Linked DNA regions of Homo sapiens: region 2 is linked to region 1. A link is a loop called in an ENCODE intact Hi-C map of the cell type or tissue named here. Cell type or tissue: Calu3. All regions are shown on one strand. Each heading gives the region's core, and the rest is flanking DNA. Links, peaks and the distances in the headings are about the cores only.

The links. A loop is a pair of places that touch in the nucleus more often than their neighbours do. Peaks named below come from ENCODE experiments on the same cell type or tissue, not always from the same donor. Only the 100,000 strongest peaks of a DNase experiment are listed, where the experiment ranks them.
Region 2: a loop joins it to region 1, with 1.9 times the contacts of the local background. A loop is called at or near these places in 4 of 110 quality-filtered maps.

What each region holds. Positions count from the first base shown.
Region 1 is chr1:162,131,767-162,141,546 of GRCh38, reverse strand. The region is part of intron 1 of NOS1AP (nitric oxide synthase 1 adaptor protein); the gene reads right to left. All of the region lies in intron 3 of LOC105371475 (a long non-coding RNA gene), which reads left to right. Among named protein-coding and RNA genes, the nearest start is that of MIR4654, 20 kb to the left of the region's middle. RefSeq lists an enhancer at 4,050-5,249. In Calu3, for the core only: no CTCF peak of the experiment used is centred there; a DNase peak (open chromatin) is centred at 4,596.
Region 2 is chr1:162,209,097-162,218,876 of GRCh38, reverse strand. The region is part of intron 2 of NOS1AP (nitric oxide synthase 1 adaptor protein); the gene reads right to left. Among named protein-coding and RNA genes, the nearest start is that of MIR4654, 57 kb to the right of the region's middle. In Calu3, for the core only: no CTCF peak of the experiment used is centred there; DNase peaks (open chromatin) are centred at 2,786 and 5,126.

The sequences.
Region 1 (9,780 bases), core at 447-8,446:
CAAAGAGGGAAGAGAGACATCAGCACTAGAAAGTAGCTCCAAGGTCTTTTGGCCCCACATCTTGTTTTACTCCAACAAGGCAGGACTGACTAATGTTCAATGATCAGGAGTCTTGCTCAAGGTCACTAAGTTACAGAATCAAAGTGAGAGAGGCTATGACCCAGGTATCCTGGCTTCAAAGCCAATGCTCTAAAAATAAAAATATATATTAGAATCACATGAAAAGTCTCATTGGTTCCAATTCCAGCTGCACCACTTTCTAGCTGCTCTATGAATTTGAGCCATCTGGTCAACCTCCCAGCACCTCAGCTTCATCATTTATGAAGTGAAATTTTGCAAGATTACCAGTGTGATTAAATGAGACCATGTAGGGAAAGCACCTAGTATTTCACATTGAAGCTCCATTCCTTTTTTAAAAATTACAGAACACTTTCTATTTGCCAAAGATAAGGAGGCAAGAATAAAAGAGACTGTAAACAAACAACCTACAGAATGGTAGTAAATATTTGCAAACTTTGCATCCGACAAAGGCTTAATAACTTAAATCAATAAGCAAAAAAACAAATCCAATAAAACGTAGGCAAAGAACATGAATAGACACTTCTCAAAAGAAGACATACACAAGGCCAACAAATGTAAAAAAATGCTCATCATCACTAGAGAAATGCGAATCGAAACCACAGTGAGATACCATCTCACACCAATCAGAATGGCTTTTGTTAAAAAGTCAAAAAATTACGGATGTCGGTCAGGTTGTGGAGAAAAGGGCGCGCTTCTATACTGTTGGTGGGAATATAAATTAGTCCAGCTACGGTGGAGAAGTCTGGAGATTTCTCAAAGAACTAAGAGCTGAACTACCATTTGAGCCAGCAATCCCATTACTGGTTATATACCCAAAGGAAAATAAATCATTCTACCAAAAAAGATATATGCACTGATATGTTCATTGCAGCATTATTCACAATAGCAAAGGCATGGAATCAATCCAGGTGTCCATCGACAGTGAACTGGATAAAGAAAATGTGCTACATATGCACCACAGAATGCTACACAGTGAAAAAAAGAAAGAAATCATGTCCTTTGAAGCAATGTGAATGCAGATGGAGGCCATTTTCCTAAGGGAATTAACACAGGAGCAGAAAACCAACTATTGTAGGTTCTCACTTATAAATGGGAGCTAAACATTGGGTATACCCATGTAACAGACCTGCACGTGTGCCCTTGATTCTAATAATATATATAGAGATTGACCACACTCTGTCCTAGCAAATAAATGATTGTCTGGAGGACCTTGAATGAATACAAAAGGAACCAGGGAATAAAAAAGAAAGTAGTTGTGGATGAGAACAGAGGGCCTGCAGGCAAAGGTCTTCTCTGGGACACAGAGAAATGCTTTAGAAAACAAAATTAAGACTGCAGGCCGGGTGCGGTGGCTCACACCTGTAAACCCAGCACTATGGGAGGCTGAGGCAGGTGGATCACTTGAGGCTAGGGGTTCAAGACCAGCCTGGCCAAGATGGCAAAACCTTGTCTCTACTGAAAATACAAAAAATTAGCTGCGTGTGGTGGTGCACACCTGTAATCTCAGCTATTCAGGAGGCTGAGGCATGATAATCACTTGAACCAGGGAGGCAGAGGTTGCAGTGAGTCGAGATCACACACTGCCCTCCAGCCTGGGCGACAAAGTAAGACTGCCTCAAAAGAAAAAAAAAAAGTAAGACGGCAACTCTGGCTGAGAAACTGAACCTGAAATCACACGGCTTGCCTCCCATTCTGAGAGATGCCAATGAAACACAGCAAGGGTACAGATTTGTCTGACAAAAGCTATTTTTAAGGAGAAACCAATATTTTAATAAAGATTGTTTTGTGGCGAAAGATTCAAATTACATACCACAGAGCTAAACAAACATCCCTGACAGAAATCCCTGTTCTTCCTACAAAGGGTTATTCCACTGCACCAGTGGCCTCATCTCCCTTTCTCCTCCTCTCGTAACAAAGCCTTTTCAACACTCCCTCCATATATCCCATTCAACAAAGCAAAATTCTGGAAGTGAGCCTCTGAGAAAGCATCCATTGTTCCTCCAGCACTGAGATCTGTGGACATCCTGTCATCAGTCCTTTCCCATTCACAGGCTATCTGTAAGCCCCTGATAGATAGTGTCTAGGCTTGTATCTGGAATGGACAGCAGGGTAGAGCTCCCACCCACAAAAACAAACAGGAAGCAAGCCACAGGGCCACATTGGCTTCCAACCCAGAGACCCCTGCAATCCTTCAGCACCAAACAGAAACACAGTGTCTTGGTGGTTAGAGCCTTGTGGTCTTCAACCACCTCATCCCTGGAGTTCTGGGATATCCCAAGAAAATAACAACTAAGGAGGGAATGAGGTCAAAACCCGGGATGGGCTAAGAGGTAGACACTAGGGCGGAGTGAAATACAACATGCCCCAAGCCAGAGCCCTCATCCACAAGGGAGCCTTCTGCCAGATGCTTACCTATTATGAGGTTTGTTACTCAGGTGTAAGAAGCAAGGGCAAGGGCAGTAGAGGTGGAGGTCAACCAGGAAGCATCTGCAAGTATAGTTAGGTTGACCAACCATCCCAGTTTGCCTGGCACTGCCCTGGTTTTAGCAGTGAAAGTCCCACATCCCAGGAATCCCTGGCCCTGTGTGAACCCCTGCTCTGGCTAACTGCCCTAGGTGCAGTGTCCCTTCCCCTTCCTCGAGAATGGTTTCACTAGCAAGACAGTAAAACACCCCTGGCACACTAGGGGTGCCACAGGTGCTGCCTGTAGCCTTGCCAGCTAAGCACATGACCTCTCTTAGAGAAGGGCTTTCTCAATGCCTTGGCTCCTAAGTGAAGTCATGGAAAAGTAAGGAAGAAACGGGTGCTGAAAAAGCAAGCTCAGTCCTTCTGGATGGCCCCCAGGCAGACAGGAGCCCAGGCCTCTGGCTCCAGCTTGCCAGGGTCACAGAGATGTTCTTCAAAAACTGGCACTTGGCCTCACCAGCTTCTCCCTCCACTATCTATCCAGGATGGATCTGGGGAACCAAATGAATAAAATTAAATGCTATGCAAGGGTATAACACAACAATTATTAATAACCTCATATTAATTTCAATGTATGTATTTTTATACAAATTCTAAAAACTGCAAACTCCTCCCACCCATCTCCACAAAGTCTTATCCTCTTGGGCCACTCTGCCCACATTTACAAAACTAAGCCAAAGGGAAACCACGTATCCCACCATCACCACCGCCCCACTGCACAACAGAAACTTAGACTAACTGCAGTCTCCTAAGAGACCTTGAGCAAGGACCACCAGGCTATGCTTTTTTCTGAAAACCTGACTCACAGAAACTATGAGAGAATAAATGATTATGATTGCTTTAAGCTGTTAGGTTTTGAGGCAATTGGCTACCAATACACTGTGCATATCTGCTACACCAACTAGAGTTATTTACCAAATCAACAGATTATGCATTTTTAAAAAAAGGTGTCAATGTATCCTGTTTCCTGGGGTTACATTTAACATTTAATGTGAGGTACTGACAGTGGCTTCACTGACCACACCAGCACCCCCTCTTACCCACCTAGTATTCTCTCACAGACCCATATATGCTTACATACACACTCCAAGCCAATCACCGCTTGCTTGCTTTCTGTTAAGGAGGTTGCTCTGTCTGTGGATTCCTAAGTGGCTATGTAGGAAGGATAGCAATATGAGCAGCCACAAGAGAAATGCCCGTCTAGGTATACAGCAACACAGCGAGACCCAATTACATGTGTGTGTGTACGCATGTGCATAACTGAAGGCTCAAGGGAGACCCTGAGCAACCACACAGGAGACAAGGCATGAGTTTTTTCATCCGTCAGACAGCAGAATGAGGAGCAGGCAACTGAACAAGAAGAAGATGGATTTTGAAATCAAGCAGAGAAAGGGCAGAAAAAGATCCTCACATACAGATTTCTGAAAAGAAAAACAGAGCTCTGAGGTTTACTTCTAAGTGCCTCAGAGTCCCTGGACTGCCTCAGCTTCATGGCAAAAAAATGGTTAGCAACAACACTGTGCTGATCCCAGACAGCAATCCTAGAAACCATGGTGATGGGTACCATTAACTCTGATCAATAGATGGAAAACCTTCCAGAGGCACACGCCAATCCAGATCCAGTTAAAGTGCAAGCAAACGGCAAATCAATAGTGCTGCAGAAGTGCAGAGGGACAGACAAACGGCTCACAGGGTGGCAGGAGTGGCCCAGAATTTGAATGTGCTTATCAATGTGGCTGAGAGGCTGAAACTGACAAAGAAGAGATAGATGGAAAGAAAATGTTGAGAAATGGCATTTTTGCAGGAGGCTGAGTGCAAATGCAAATCGTGCTTTGTCTCCTAATCTGTGACAGGGGGGTCCATCAAAGACAAAGTCAAAGAAGCAAACGAAGATCAACTCCAACTCTCAGCTCCTACCTCCACTAAAACCAAGGCCCAAGAGGACTGAGGGTAGAACGGAAATTCAGAGATCAAGTACCAAGTTGACGAGGATCTCAGAATCTTCATGAGCAAGTCCGAGGTGCTTTTCATATGAGTCACTAATTCCTCAGCAACAGACTCAGAGCTGCTGCACTCTGACCTGCACTCTGGTTGACCTGATGTATTACACCTCTTTCTAAAATACCAGAGCATGTTTGGAAGGGCAGTATTCACCCCAGAAAAGCTAGGAGGTACTTCTGTATGCTCCAAGGCAACTCCCTTCATACTACAGCCAGCTGAGAAGCAATTTTTAAACAAACACACAAAAACACAAACATCTCACTGTGGTTCTTCCACCAACTTGTCTCTAAACTTTGGCAAATCACCTGACATTGAATTTCCTGTCATGAAAGGTAGAGAGTACCCTATTTACCCACCTCTGCAGCACATGAGAAAAGAAAAAGGACACATCTGGAAAGCAGTGAGAGAATGAGAGTAAGCCCAGGGTATCATACCAGCAAGACAGAATCTGAAGTTCTAATTTTACATTCTCATTTCCAAAAACTGCTGCTGGTTCTATGTTTTTCCATATGATACGGTAATCTACAAGACTGAAGCTCCATAAAGAAAAGAATGATGTCTTGCATTTCTTTTGTATCCAGCCCAATACTGAATACATGGTAGGTATTCAAAGAATTAGAAGAGGTTAGATAAGATTAAGGGAGTTGGAGGATCATGAGCCTAGATCTATATCATAAAATACTTGGTCAAATAACACCATACATTAAAAAATAAATAAATAAATAAAGAATCCCCATCTCAGTAGCTGTTTTCCTGCCCCAGAACTACCTTTCTTTATTATACCTCTTCAAATTCTACCCCACTTCAAGACACAGCTCAAATTGCATTTTCTTCCCTGTGAAGCACTCCCTGACTACTCCACACCATAGCAGTACCCTGCTCCTCTGAAGAATGATGTACAGCATTTGTTGAGGCCATTTTTATAGTACTAACTCGGGTTATTTCAATGTTTTCACTTGCTTCTATAACATAGCTTTCACTAGACTCCCAGAATCTCAGGATTCTAAATTGTATTATACACCTAAATCATATTCCTCTACAACACTAGACAACAGTTGTACATACACAGGAAAGTCAATAAAAAATAAATTTTTAACAAATTTTTTAAATGCTTAAAATTCCCACTACAAAATAATCAATTACAATATTCCATTCCTAAACAAATTTAAGTAACATGGGTGAATCAAATGAAACGTGGTCCACTACATGCACAAAGTTCATTTAGATGGAGGCCTTTAATGTTCCCAAAAGTAAGTCAGCCTCTTTGCCACTTTTGGTCTTGAAATTCACCGTCCCCGAGTTTCCAGAGGTCAGAAGTGTTCAAGTCACCCTCATGCTTTAAGGCAGAACCCCAGATGGTGAGAGTAATTGTATTACAACGCAAACCTGGGTCTGCAACCTCCCTGCACAGACCTGGCTGCCCCCTTGGGAGATGCAGAAGGCTTCTGCTTCTCAGGGTCCAAAATAAATGCCAGTTCTGCAGACAGAACAGGTGTCCCCCCATCAAGATTATATCCACAAATCCAGGACATTTGTACCAACTGTTCCTGTCCTCCAGTACTGGAAACCTTCCAGAATGAGAAATAAATTCATCTTCCCACAATTCCAAGAGCCTGTCTTTCCCCCTTGCAGTATATGAAAGTCGAAAACCTTTGCAGATACTCAGTATCCACACTGTCCTTGAGTAGCCTGCATCCTGACATGACCCAGCCAGTCCTTCCATCAGCCGGCAACCAATACCTCTGAGGACATAAAAAACAAAAGACATGACATCTGTCTTCTAAACGTTAACAGTACACATAAAGAGAGACATATGATTCAACAGTGACAATGTGCTAAGGTCACTGCTGTAATAAGGTTATATCTACCAAGTCCAGTAGAAGCACAGAAAGGCAAACACCTAATTTGCTTGGATACAAGTCAGAAGTACTCACAGAGAAGATAATTTTTGAACTTGAAGGATAAATAGTTGGTTGGATAGAAATAGAGAAGGCAGGCCATTCTAGGCAGGAACATCAGCGTGCATAGAAATGGAGAGTTGAGGCAGCATGGCCTGTTGGTGTGTTCAGATGCTACAAGTCCTCTGCCAGATGAGATAAGGCTGAACATGCAGGCAGGGTCAGGTCATGAAGGCCTTGCATTGCTACTCTTAAGTCATGTGCAGCCACCTAAGGGTTTTGAGCCACGAACTTTGATCAGGTTTATATGGCTGCTTCATGGATGATAGATTGGAGAGGACATGACAAGAGACCAGTGACAGATAAGAAGGACCTAAAACAGAGCAAAAGAATCAGGGATAGGAGGAGAGGATATCTGGGAGATAATAGGGACAGGACTTGGAAACTGATCAGATGTGGCTGTTGGAGAGGGAGATGAATTCAGGGTAATTTTCAGGATTCCTTAATCCTTCCACTGAATGCATGCATCTCCACATCTTGACTTTTTCCCTACTCTCCTTCCTCTCCTCCCCCATTTACAGCACTACGGTTTTACTTTTTTTTTTTTTTTTTTTTAGACAAAGTCTCCCTCTGTCACTCCAGGCTGGAGTGCAGTAGTGTGATCTCAGCTCAGTACAACCTCCACCTCCCGGTTCAAGCGATTTTCATGCCTCAGCCTCCCCAGTAGCTGGAATTACATATGCACCTCCAAACCTGGAATTTTTGTATTTTTAGTAGAGATGGTGGTTTGCCATGTTGGCCACGCTGGTCTCAAACTCCTGGCCTCATGTGATCTGTCTGCCTCGGCCTCCTAAAGTGCTGGGATTACAGGTGTGAGCCACTGCGCCCAGCCCAGTTTTGCTTTGAGATAAATTATCCATTATACCAGGGCTTACTATAGCTCACTCCTTAGATTCATGAATTTAGCATAAATAGTGTCTTAGCTTTTACTGACTGTTTCACCTGTGTTTTATCCTATTAATTGAATTCTTAAGGTTTCCTTTTAAACTGAAATTCATTTTCTCCCAATTTTAGAAGAGATACAATTTTTTGGAAAGTCTTCTCTTCCTTCTCTCCTCCCCAGTTAGCTTATCTCACATCAAGTTCATGGGGCAGGAACTGGATCTAATTCTATGTACTACTTCATGCCAAGCATGTTCTTGGCATTCGTTGAATGCCGATTACTTCTACAGGCCACAAAAAATAATAACAACAATCTATAAATACCTTGGCTTCCTGCAGTTGAGAGGAATTAACCACACTGCAATTAAGGAAAAGCTGGAGAAAACATTTAGTTAGCAGCTTCTCAAGGCAGACAATAAGATTAAGGTAATAAATACCAGTTCCAACATATTTCTTTGGAGATGTTTCATAAAATAGTCCAATAAAATGCTAAAGACCACCCAATGCCACAGCAGAATGCTAACCACATATGAGTCACTCAAAAGCCAAAATTGAACAGATTCATCTATCATGTAAAAGGGATAGAAGAATAAACATCAACAATTTATACTGCTGCCAGATTATAAAAAGGAAAGCTTGTTATAAAATCTAGTTCACATAAAATATCACACTTTTAGAATAATAAGACAGCAAGAGAGTATGATTTCATTCATAGACTTTTAGATAAAACTATAAATGGTATCTGGGTTTAGGCACAATGGTAACCAAGACGGGTATGATATCTACAATAATTGGTCCTAGGCAAGAATCAATAGATAAGACAGATAAAGGATAAAATATGACAAAACATTTGTTAAGATTAGAAGATCTTCTGAGGCAACTTAGGAAAGCATTACCAACACAGTGCATCTAATAAAATAATGACTTGTCTTTGTTAATACAGTTTAATTCAAAATTTCAAAGATTAAACCCAAGAATATAGACAAATTAAGCGTACTAATATAATAAGCACACACCTGGAAAATATTTTAGGTAAATGGCTGCTACAGAATGAACTCAGATGGGATATGAAGCAATGGACCCAGAAATCCCAGCCAACACGTGATATTGCAATATTCCATCATTTACTATCACACTGGACCTCACTGATGCAGAAGTTTCCATTAGGCGCCAAGTCAAAAGAGATCACAAAAGAAAAGACAAGTAAGTGTATAGCTCTGACAGAAGAGCCAGAGCAAACAAGGAAATTGGGGCACATGCAGGCAAAGTGGAGAATCTCAGCAAGAAGAGAGCTCTGGTTTCAGAAACAGACCTTTATCCATGGCACCCAGAACACTGGTAACTGGGGAAAACTGAAGGAGTGTGGAACCTGGGAGGGGTCACTCATAGATTTGCAGGGCTGGAGGAATCAATATGGAGACCTGTGGGTTGGGAAGCTATGCTATAGATTCCTATTATGTCATCATCAAAATATTTTATACCAATAACAGTTTCAAACCAAGTTTACTACTACTTTCCATATTGCTTTAATGAGCTAAGATTAGGCTGAGCAATTATTAAGTGCTATCATTAAATAATAATCATCTGATTGCCGTGATCTCACTTTATCAGATAATCCTGTCCAAAGGCAATTCTCCTGTGTTTCACTAGACCTGAAGGTCACGGAGAAATCTCTGTATTTTTTTCTTGACTTTATCTTTCTACAAAGATCATTTCTCCTATGAGGATCTTATCGAGGTGGGTAGAAAATTATTTTACATACTAGCATCACTTTGTATCCATCTACTCTAATCTCTCCAGATGTAAATCCTCCCATCACAAGCTTCTTCCTATGGATTCTCTTGCCTGGGGAGGCATATTTGAGTTGCATTTCCTCCAATGTGCGTCACCTTCCCAAAGAATCCAAGGATGCCATCAACTTCTGTTAGAGGGAGCATTATGTTTGGTATAGCACATCCGGTATTTGGCAGAGTCAGGAGTCCTTCACCCTCCCAGGAACTGTACTTTGAAACTTCCCATAATCCTCCACTGTGATCATAATGTTTCAGCTCACCTTCCAGGCAGGCCTAGGAATCACATGTCTGGGACACACACATGCCATTATCACCAAATAGATTTCTTGATAGTCATTTAAAGGACCCTTCACTGTGCAGTTTACAGTTTCAAAGTATTTTCACACATCTCATTTGATCCTGGTGACAATCCCATTAAATAAGCAAACAAGGTTGCTACCTCTGTTTCACAGTTAAGAGGCCTAAAGATTAGAGAACTGTAGATACTTGCCCAAAGTTTGACAGCAGTACAGGGAATAATGCCAGACATACTGACTGAGGCCATATGTAAAATCATTTTCTGTCTACCTTGGTGCCTTCTCCTCCTCTCTTTATCTTAA
Region 2 (9,780 bases), core at 496-8,495, 77 kb before region 1:
TTGAAAGTGACTTTCAAAAGCAGGGTGGAAGCCGTAGTACCCAGAGTTGCATCTGTCCTCTGGCAAAGGAGTGCCTGAAAGCAACACCAGGCAAGCAGTGAGTGGGGCTGGAAGGGACAGGGTGCCCGGGACACTCCTGAAACCCTCCTCCGCTCTAATAGGCTGGATTCCAGCAATAGCAAAAGCCTGGACTCTGGGGGCCACTTAGCAAGGGAAATTGGTCTTGGATAGTTCCACGACTGACCAGCAAACGACATGTGTGATCATCTCCCTTGGAGACCATGAGGCCTCTAATCAGCCCTGAAGACATTCTCACAACATCCACAGACAAATGACAACTGCAGGACCTATGCAGGGTGATAGCAGGAGTGGGAGCAACAGTAGAATCACAGTCATGCCTATTATCATTATTATAAAACCCTTACTGCGATTGCTCAAGGCATAACCGAAGGGGCTTGGTTTCAAATAGGTAAGAGAGTTCAAAGCACTGCCATTATGATAGTGATTTATTAGCCTGATATTTTTGAGGCTGATAGTACAGGTCCACTTTCACATATGGAGAGACTGAGGCTCAGTAAGGACAAACAACTTTGCATAAACCCAGAGCAAGACCTCAAGTCATCAGGCTCCCAGCCAAGGATTCTTTCTCCTAGAGCAGTGTTTTTCAAATTTTTTAAGTCCCGGAACTGCTTCAAATAGAATCTTCTCTGGAAGCTTACATTGTAAATCAGCCAAAATAGAACTTATCTGATGGACTCAGAGGTGGGGCCTCCAGGAAGAGAAAGGCCCCAGGTTTGAGTCCTAACTCAGTCACTTACTAGTGATACTTAAAGGAAGTTAGTCAACCTCTCCAAGATTCAGTTTCTTCATCTGTAGCAAGAAGAACAGCACTGCCTCTCTTGATTATTTATGAGATGGAAACAAGATGATGTAAAGTCCCCATATGCTCAGTACATGGCAGACATAATTATTATTCCTACCACTGTATCTGTGAGTGGGAAGGAAGCTGAAACCATCCAGCAATTAGCATGAGGCCATCTCCAGTCTCGGTCATAAACCAGGCAGCAGGTTAATTTCAGGAACTGGCAGGCTGACCAAGTTGCTGAAAAATGCACAGAAAAGAGGACAGGATAAAGAGAAAGGTGTATATGTGGTTTTAATTATGGTCACAGGGTTAAAGTGGAGGTTGTGTCCTTTACTCTGGCATCAGGGAGCCAGCCACACTCTCACTCTGCCTCGCTGGCACCCATGATAATTGGGACAACTATACTCATTAAAGCACACCAGTGCTTGAACAAAAAGCCAACAACAAGGCCAGGCACAGTGGCTCACGCCTGTAATCCCAGCACTTTGGGAGGCCAAGGCAGGTGGATCACTTGAGGCCAGGAGTTCGAGACCAGCCTGGCCAACATGGTGAAACCCCATCTCTACAAAAGTACAAAAAAATTAGCTGGGTGTGGTGGCTCATGCCTGTAATCCCAGCTACTCAGGAGGCTGAGACAGGAGAATCGCTTGAACCCAGGAGGCAGAGGTGGCAGTGAGCCGAGATCGTGCCATTGCACTCCAGCCTGGGCGATAGAGTGAGACTTCATCTCAAAAAAAAAAAAAAGCTAACAACAGCTGTTTCAGGACCCAAATGGAAAGAGGTATGGTGTAGTGAAAAGAGTACCAATTTGGACCCAGACAAAAGAGTTTGAGTCGTATAGGCTTGTTTCCCTGAGCCTAAGCTTCCCCATGTGAAAGAGTGGAAACATAGAAGTACCTAGGTGTATGCATCACACAACTGGCACCAAATATACATGAACGCCCTTGCTCCTCTCCAAGTCAGTCACATAAAGCTCCTTCCCTTCACAGCAGGAAAAGATTTGATGATGAATCCTCTATAAACGATAACAGCACCCACAATCACAATACTTGCAAATGTGCTGAGCCCACCTTTAAATTTGCTATATGTGTTAACTCATCTAATCCTACCAAAACCATAAACTTATAAGTACTGCTATGCTGTCTTACTCATTGGATAGAAGAAGAAACCAAAGCACAGAGAAGTTTAGAAAGTTGACCAAGGTCACACAGCCAGTAATAGTCATGCCAAGATTTGAACCCAGGCTGCCTGATTCCACAGTCAGTGTTCTTATAACATTCTTATCACAATGTTTATACTTCTCTTTTCAAATATAATTATTTTATTTTACATTATGGTACTACCAGGATTACAGCAGGTTTGTCATGCTATCTGCAATACACATGTGATGTTGACAGGACAAATTGTAATATTCCCATTTGGTAGATGAATAAACCAAAGCATAGAGGTTCAGCGACTTGCCTAAAGTACATAGCAGGACTCAGAGGCAAAGCTGAGACTAAAATGCAAGTCACCAAGAGTCCAACTATAAGATGTAAAGCCCGCTCTAGAAGGAAATGGTCCAGTGATTGTCTAGGCACTGATAAAACCACTTTCAAAGGTGTCATTAATGTCCCCACAACAGTAGCACTGCTTTAGCCAGGGCAGAGTTACATGGGCATGGATCCTAATACAACCTCCAGTCCCAGCCTAGATTCCTTCCCTTCATGGCATCTGTGTGAAAGAGGGTTTTTCTTCTGGCTAGTGGGCCTAGCACACACCAGCAAGAGGAGGTCCCTGGCAGAAGTAAGAGTAGGAATGGGACACAGGTGGCTCAGAGTAGAGCAACCAATGAGAAAGCAACCTGAGAAGGCAAAGGAATGCAAATCAACGTCAATGGACTCAGAAGACTGATGACAGGGAGGAGATGGGGGAGGAGGGCAAGGAAGCAGCTTGCAGTTGGAGCAGGAAATAAAAGTGCAAATGAGAGGCTCAGCATGGTCTCCACTCGCCATCCCACAAACGGGTGAACACACACGGAAGCTGGACAGACAGACCAAGGCGTGGCCAGAGAACAGTGAGTTATAATGCTATGAAGGATATGTGCATGAGAAAGGTCTGATGGAAATTCTCCAAAATGCTAACAAAAGAAGCATGGTAAGATCATGGGTTATCATTGTTCCTTTCCTCTGTTTTCTAAATGTTCTGAAAGATTTATCATCTTTAAATCTGAAAGATTATAGAATTCGACATCATCACAACAGTCCTGGCTTGAGCCTAAGGTGCATCTGCCCGAGGTCTCAGGTCTGCCTGGGCATGAGTGGAGGACCCAAGGGGCCATTCTGCTGGAGACCATCTGGATGACACACTAAAGGGCCTGCTGGGAGAGCATCTGTTTTGAGGACAGAGCTGGGTCCTCAAGCTTGAGCCAGTGACAGAGCTCAGGCCAGGCAGCAGGTCAGTTATAAGCATAATACAGTGCCTGCCACTCAGACTGTCTCCTGGCCCAGCATCCATGTTTGCATCTTAGGAACAGGCCAAATAGCAGGACAGAGAGCAGCAGACAGCAATGACCCAGGGCTCATGAGCCTAGCCCCGCAATGCAAGTTAAGGTTTCACCACTTCAGTAGGGGACACAACACAGTGCTGCCACCTGCAAGGTCCAGTGCATCACCAGTGTGGCCCACCCAGCAAGCCAGTTTCTAAAAGCAGGGAGTGGCATGACCGCAGTCGAGTGCTGTGGCTCAGCTCTGGCAAGCCTCAGAAAGACTCGGCCCCGGGGCCTTGGCAAGGCACTTCCTGGGACTTACGGGCCCCGAGGCTAGGGGTGCTCAGGGCAGGCATCACCACACACAGGAGACAGGGAATCCTAGGCATCTCATGGTCCTGAGAGCACTGTGGCCTTGAGGACCCGTGAGATCCCTCCCAAGCATGCTCAAGAAATCTTGGAGAAGCTTCGCGGAGAATGCAGCATAAAAGCCCTATCACGGTGGGTTGGGGTGAAGCCAGAGGAATATTGTTTTCTGTTATTGAAGGTGTTCTGTTTTTGTTGCTCCACTCACTGATGTAGCCTGGCAGGGAGAAAGGTGACATTTTCAAAAAATGTTTAAGAATTCATTAATAACGATGGTAAATTAGTAACTCTGAGCAACTATTAGAGGCAAAAAAGAGAGAAATATGACTAACAAACAAATGTTAGCGTACAGACAGAACTCCCATATGCTGTCAGCCACTCTTCATGGAAGAAAATAGTAGCTATTTCCAGACCGAAAATTAGGCCAAATAGTAGTTCTGTGAAGTGATTCAAGAACACAATAAACAATAACAAATATACAATATAAGATAAAAGACAAATGAATACACAGTATCTAATGAAGAAAAGGCTACTTCACAAAATTAAAAAGATATGCAGCTTGACAGTAAAGGAGGGTTAATCAGCCATTTGAATGATGGAAAGGTTAAGAAAAACACTGAGAATTATTTTTGAACAGAAAAAAAAATTATGAAGGGAAAATCAAAACTCAGAAGCTAAGCAGCCCTTCCCTCCAGTCCCCATGGCACTCTATTCCTCCTGGGTGTACAGCCTTTACCACCGTGCATACTCACTTCCCCCTTTCCTTCTCCCTCCAACCAGACTGTGAGCCTGCTGAGGGCCATGCTGATATCACCTCTCTGTCTGGAGGCGGGCACGCAGCATAGTGCTGGGCAAAGAGTAAACAATATATTGGCTTTTACTGAATGAATGAATGAATGAATGAATGAACGAACGAACGAATGAACAAGCAAACAGATTAACAAAGGAACAAATGTTAAAGGGGCTGAAATAAATGGATATCTCTGAAAGACATAGGAAAAGGAACTCTGGTCCCACAGGCACACCAAAGAAGAAAACTCCTCCACTTGGCATTTAATTGAATTCAATTTTATATATTCTTTGATAGTTTCATGTGCACATGGCCTGTCCCCACTGAGAAGCCTTAAGCCCTTGAAGGCAGGGACCACAAACTTCTACTTCTATGTCCCCCATTATAGTGCCTGGCACAGTGCTGGATTTTAGGTCTTAAATAAATATTCATTAAATAGGCTTGAATAAAGAAGATGAGACGAGACAAGTAAAGTTACTTCTAGCGGATGAGGTTCCTTCATTTTAATTTATAGGAGAAATGAGCTGGCTATTTACCAAGCTTCATTGCAACAGGCATTCCTCAGGACAAAGAGAGCCTTTCAGAACTACACGAGCGGCGGCGCCTTCTCCAGAGTTCCAGGCTTGGTATTTCCAAGGGAGAGCTAGGGGTCAAATAGTAAAATCCGCAGGCACAGGCACATGCCAGGGAAGTTGGCACAGCACCTGCCCAGGCTGGGAATGACTCCAGGCAGCCTGACCAAAGTCAAGAAAGCTCATAATTCATCCAGAGGAGAACTTAAAAACAATCCAGTTAGTTGGATATGACTGCAGATTGGGCAACTGAATGTCAACCGAATTCAACAGTGAGGACAGAAAATAGGAGGTGGGCACATCCTTCTTTCTCTAAAGCACACAGCTCAGGTGAAGGTGAAAGGTCTCTGCTTCTTGTATTTGGCAACTCCAGCCATAACAATCTGTCAGCAAAAATGCCTGCACAGGATCAGTGGGAGAGTCTCCTCCCTCAATGCAAAAATTCCTGACCAGGCAGCTCCCCATATAACCACCACTGGATTAAAGGCTAGACAAAGGCTAATTACTGGAGAAGGAAAGGGTCTCAGACAGGAAATACAGTTGGTTATCACAGCTAATGTTGTGGATGAGAGTTGCTGGGGTATTTAAATATGTATTGGAATAAAGCAAAAGGGGTCATGCTCATACGTTCATTTCCTTCCTAAGGAAATGTACCAGGGTGTTCAAGTTACCTGGGACTCCCTAACTGTATCTAGATTCCTTGAGGGTGGGGAGGTGGGCGGCCAGCCCTGACCTGATCCCCTAGAGACACCCTCCACCTGCTTTTCCTAGACACAATGCCCCAGATCCACCCCATATTATTCAGGAGAGTCAGAAATGGTTACCCTGGGCAAGATCCACAGCTTGTCACTTGGGCTCAAGGCAGCTGTGTGACAGGCTTTCGAGGAACAGTCTCTAGGCTCATACAGCTGAACTTGTTGACATGGTCCGCCGTGTGCCGGGGGCACTCACTCCACAGAGAGTTCAGAAGCTACACGGCAGCAGCCAAAGTTCACAGGGTGTGTCGAGGGCAGAAGCAACATCCCAGCAGGAAGAAGGAGAGGTAGGAGACTCTCCACAGCCATCTCATGGCTATCCTCCACCCACTCACTGATACTTTCTAGGCCTGCATCCACAGCTAGACCCCCTAGACTGATCATGGGGCAGGAAAGTGTGTGGCTTCACTAAAATCCCGAAGCTTTTACAATTACCCCTGTTCTTATCCTATATCCCTTACCACTCTTCCACTACCACCACCAACATACACACCTATTACCAGACTGGGGTGGGCAGCGGGGTGGCGGGGGGCAGAGTTTACATATTTCCCATCCCAAACCCCAGTCACTTAGAGGTTCCCCATCCTTGAGTGTCAATGTGGATTTGTGATGGGGAGAGTAAATAGTTTGGTGCATAAAACCTAGACTGTGTTTCATGAGGGCAGGACCAGCCCATTTTGCTCACCACTATAGCCCAGCACCCAGCACAGGTGCTAAATGTTTACTGTCACCTGAATTAAGAGTTAACTGGTCATTAAGTAGATGAGGTGGGACTACAGAAGACCAGACCACTGCTCAGACCACTGATCATGCAGCCCCTGGTTCTCTATATGTCAAACAACACCTTCCCAGCCTTGCAGAGGGGGCCACACGATGAGCTGTCTCACCTTTTTCCTGTCCCTGTCCTGTCAAGTATAAAAACAAGAGGAGCCTCCAAGAGGGCAACCCGAGGGAGGAAAACTCAGCAACACAGGCAAGGCATCTCCTCCTGCAATCTGCCTGGTCCTTCCCCAGCTATAGCATCGACTAGAGATTATGAGCTAGGTTTACACTCCTGATTCTGTCACTAAGTAGTCTTATGACTTCATACCAACAATCTGAACTTTTGGGGTCTTGGTTCTGTTTTCTGTAAAATGATCTTCTTTTGTGGGGGGAAGCTACAAGTACTGGACTTAAATATACAACACTCCCAAGGATGATTCAGGGCCAGCTGCTGCTAATTCAGCCAGTCCCTCCGATGGCAGGACACCTAGAGACCCTGGACCCTTGTCAGTTTCCTTAACCAGGATACGGTCAGCAAAGTGTAAACAATCAGACTGCAGAGAGAGGAAGGAAAGTGGCTCCCCCAGGGTCTCAAACAGTCAAGAAAAAAACACAGGGAAACAAGGAAAGAAAGAGTTCGGACAGGAAGGTAGCCAAACAACCCACTGCCTCACTGGGTTTTTAATGCCCTAGGAGGTGAGTTATTGCTTCTGAAGTTGAAAAAAGAAACATCAATAAATAAGTGCTATAGATTGTATTGTCCCTCCCCCACCAACATTCTGCACTGAAGCCCTAAACCCCAATGTGACTGCATTTGGAGAAGGGGCTTTTAGGAGGTAATTAAAGTTAAATGAGGTTACAAAGGTAGAGTCCTAATCCCATAGGATTGGCATCCTTCCAATAAGAGGAGGGGAGGGAGAGAGAGATGTCCTTCTCATACATGCACTAAGGAATGGCTATGTGAGGACGTAGCAAGAATCATCTGCAACCCAAAGAGACAGCCCTTACCAGACACTGGACCTGCTGGCACCTTGGTCTTGGACTTTCCAGCCTCCAGAACTGTGAAAAATAAATTTCTCTTGTTCAATCCACCTAGCCTGTGATATTTTGTTATGGCAGCTGAGCTAAGACAATAAGAGACCCAAGAAGCCTGCTGGCTCTCTCCAGTCTCAAGTACCATTCACCCTCATTCCCAAGATGAGCCTGTCTCACATTCATTGTCCCCATGTGAAGATCTGCCTGGGTAGAAACAGCAAGAACACAATGGTGGGAAGTGGGGTGAGACCAGAGTAGCAAGAGACCAACTTTCTTCACATGGTAGGACTCCAGAGCCCCCAGGCTTGTGGGCAGCACTGCAGCCCCTCCAGCATCACAGCAGCTGCGGACTCCGTGAGCTCAGGGGCCTGACAGTGACAGCCAGTTCAGTCGCTGGGCCATACTCGTTGTGTGCAATAGCAGAGATGAAGAAATAAAGGCAGTCAGTGGATAGAGGAAGGCCAGTGCCATGGAGCTATTTGAACATGTCACTCATGCCCTGCCAACCAGAGCAAATGGATCTCCCATTCCACAGGCAAAGAAGCCTGGTGATGAAGGCAGCCCAGGAGAAGGAGGAGTCACCACCATGGCCTTGAAGCAGGCGAGTATCTGGAGGTAATTACAAGTGGCACCAATATGCCCAGTCAATTACAGAGTGGAACAGCAACTCCACACGGAGCCTATAAAATGCTGTCATGGAAAGCAAGGACTTCACAGAAAGATGCTGGCCTCAGAGAGCTCGGTGATATGACAGTCATGGGCCTGAGAGAAATAATTTCCAGAGAAAGTGGATTAATTCTGGTTCTCAGTCACAGCCAACTCCCATGACAGCTGATTCAGAGCCATGGGGAGATAGACAGAAGGTGGCAGGGAAAACAGTGTGGCTTTTGCTTGCTGTCGAGTGAGTCAGGGAGGCCCACAGTGAGAGAGGCAAGCAGAGCTGTGGGCTGGGCATGGGAGAAGTCACCGTGCTCTTGAAGGTCGAGCTGGGCCCCACAGCAAGGAGATCCAAGGAACCCACTCAATGCGTCTCTAAGCCCTTGCACCTCAGCCTACTCCACACTGCAAAGTTGTTGCTGAAGAAATGTAGTTAAAGTGATACTCTCTCCCCCTCAGAGCCTTACCACCCATCCCTCCCATATAATCAGTCTTTCAGACAGCAGTATGCCCATCTCTCTTCCTTCTCCTTTCACAAGGATCAAAATAATAAGGAAAAATTAACAAAAATATATACATTTTTAAAACTCCCAGGTTGGAAAGAACTTAGAGACATCTAGTCTGGTCACTCGTCTGATATCTCTATCTCTGCCCACTCTGCATCAGCCTTGGCTAAAATGGCCCCAGTGATGAAGAATTCCTTCCCTCCTAAGCTTTCTTCATCTTCCAACAACACTGATGACCAGAAAATTCTTGTTATACTGAGCCAGAATCCACTTTTCAATTGCCTGGTTCTGCTTTGAGTACAGAAGAGTCCCCCTGCCCTTGCCCCCCGCCCCCAGCTCTCAGCTTCATGAGAGCTTTCCAAAACTTGAAGATGGCTAGCAAGAGAGGGATCTTCCCAAAGTGTTGGGAGGGCTCTGGCCCAACTCTCTAATCAATTTCTCTTCCATGAGTATTTAAAAAGTGTTCTTTAGAATAATGTTTTCAAGTCACAGAATGTTCAGTGGTAGAAGGTATCATAAAGATCATTTATTCTTCTTCCTTCACAGATGAAACCCAGGCACAAAGAGAGGAAACTGACTTGTTCAAGTCCTCATAGACACTTAGCAGAACACCCAAGGTTATATTTGAGCTCTCCTCACATCCAGAGGTTTGTACTGGGTTCTCCTAAAATACCACTTCTCCTAATTTTCCCCAAGCAGAACTGTGCTATCCTATCGCCCTTCTATCTACATGCATTTATACACACACTTCAGTCCAGACTATTTCCAACTTAAAGGCTTGGACGTTTGGCTTTTGGTTGCCTGGTACAACCTTACATGTGAGACAGTCCCTGAGACACTTGGGCCCTACACTGGTGCCCATCCCTGAAGGGGCACCAGAAATATTTCTGGAAGTCATTCCCCAGCAAATTGGGAAACATCTTGTGCAAAAATTGCAAATACAGAGGCCCCATGGGGTTTAAAGGCCATAAATGGGATTCCAGAAGAGGAAAAATCTTACCCATA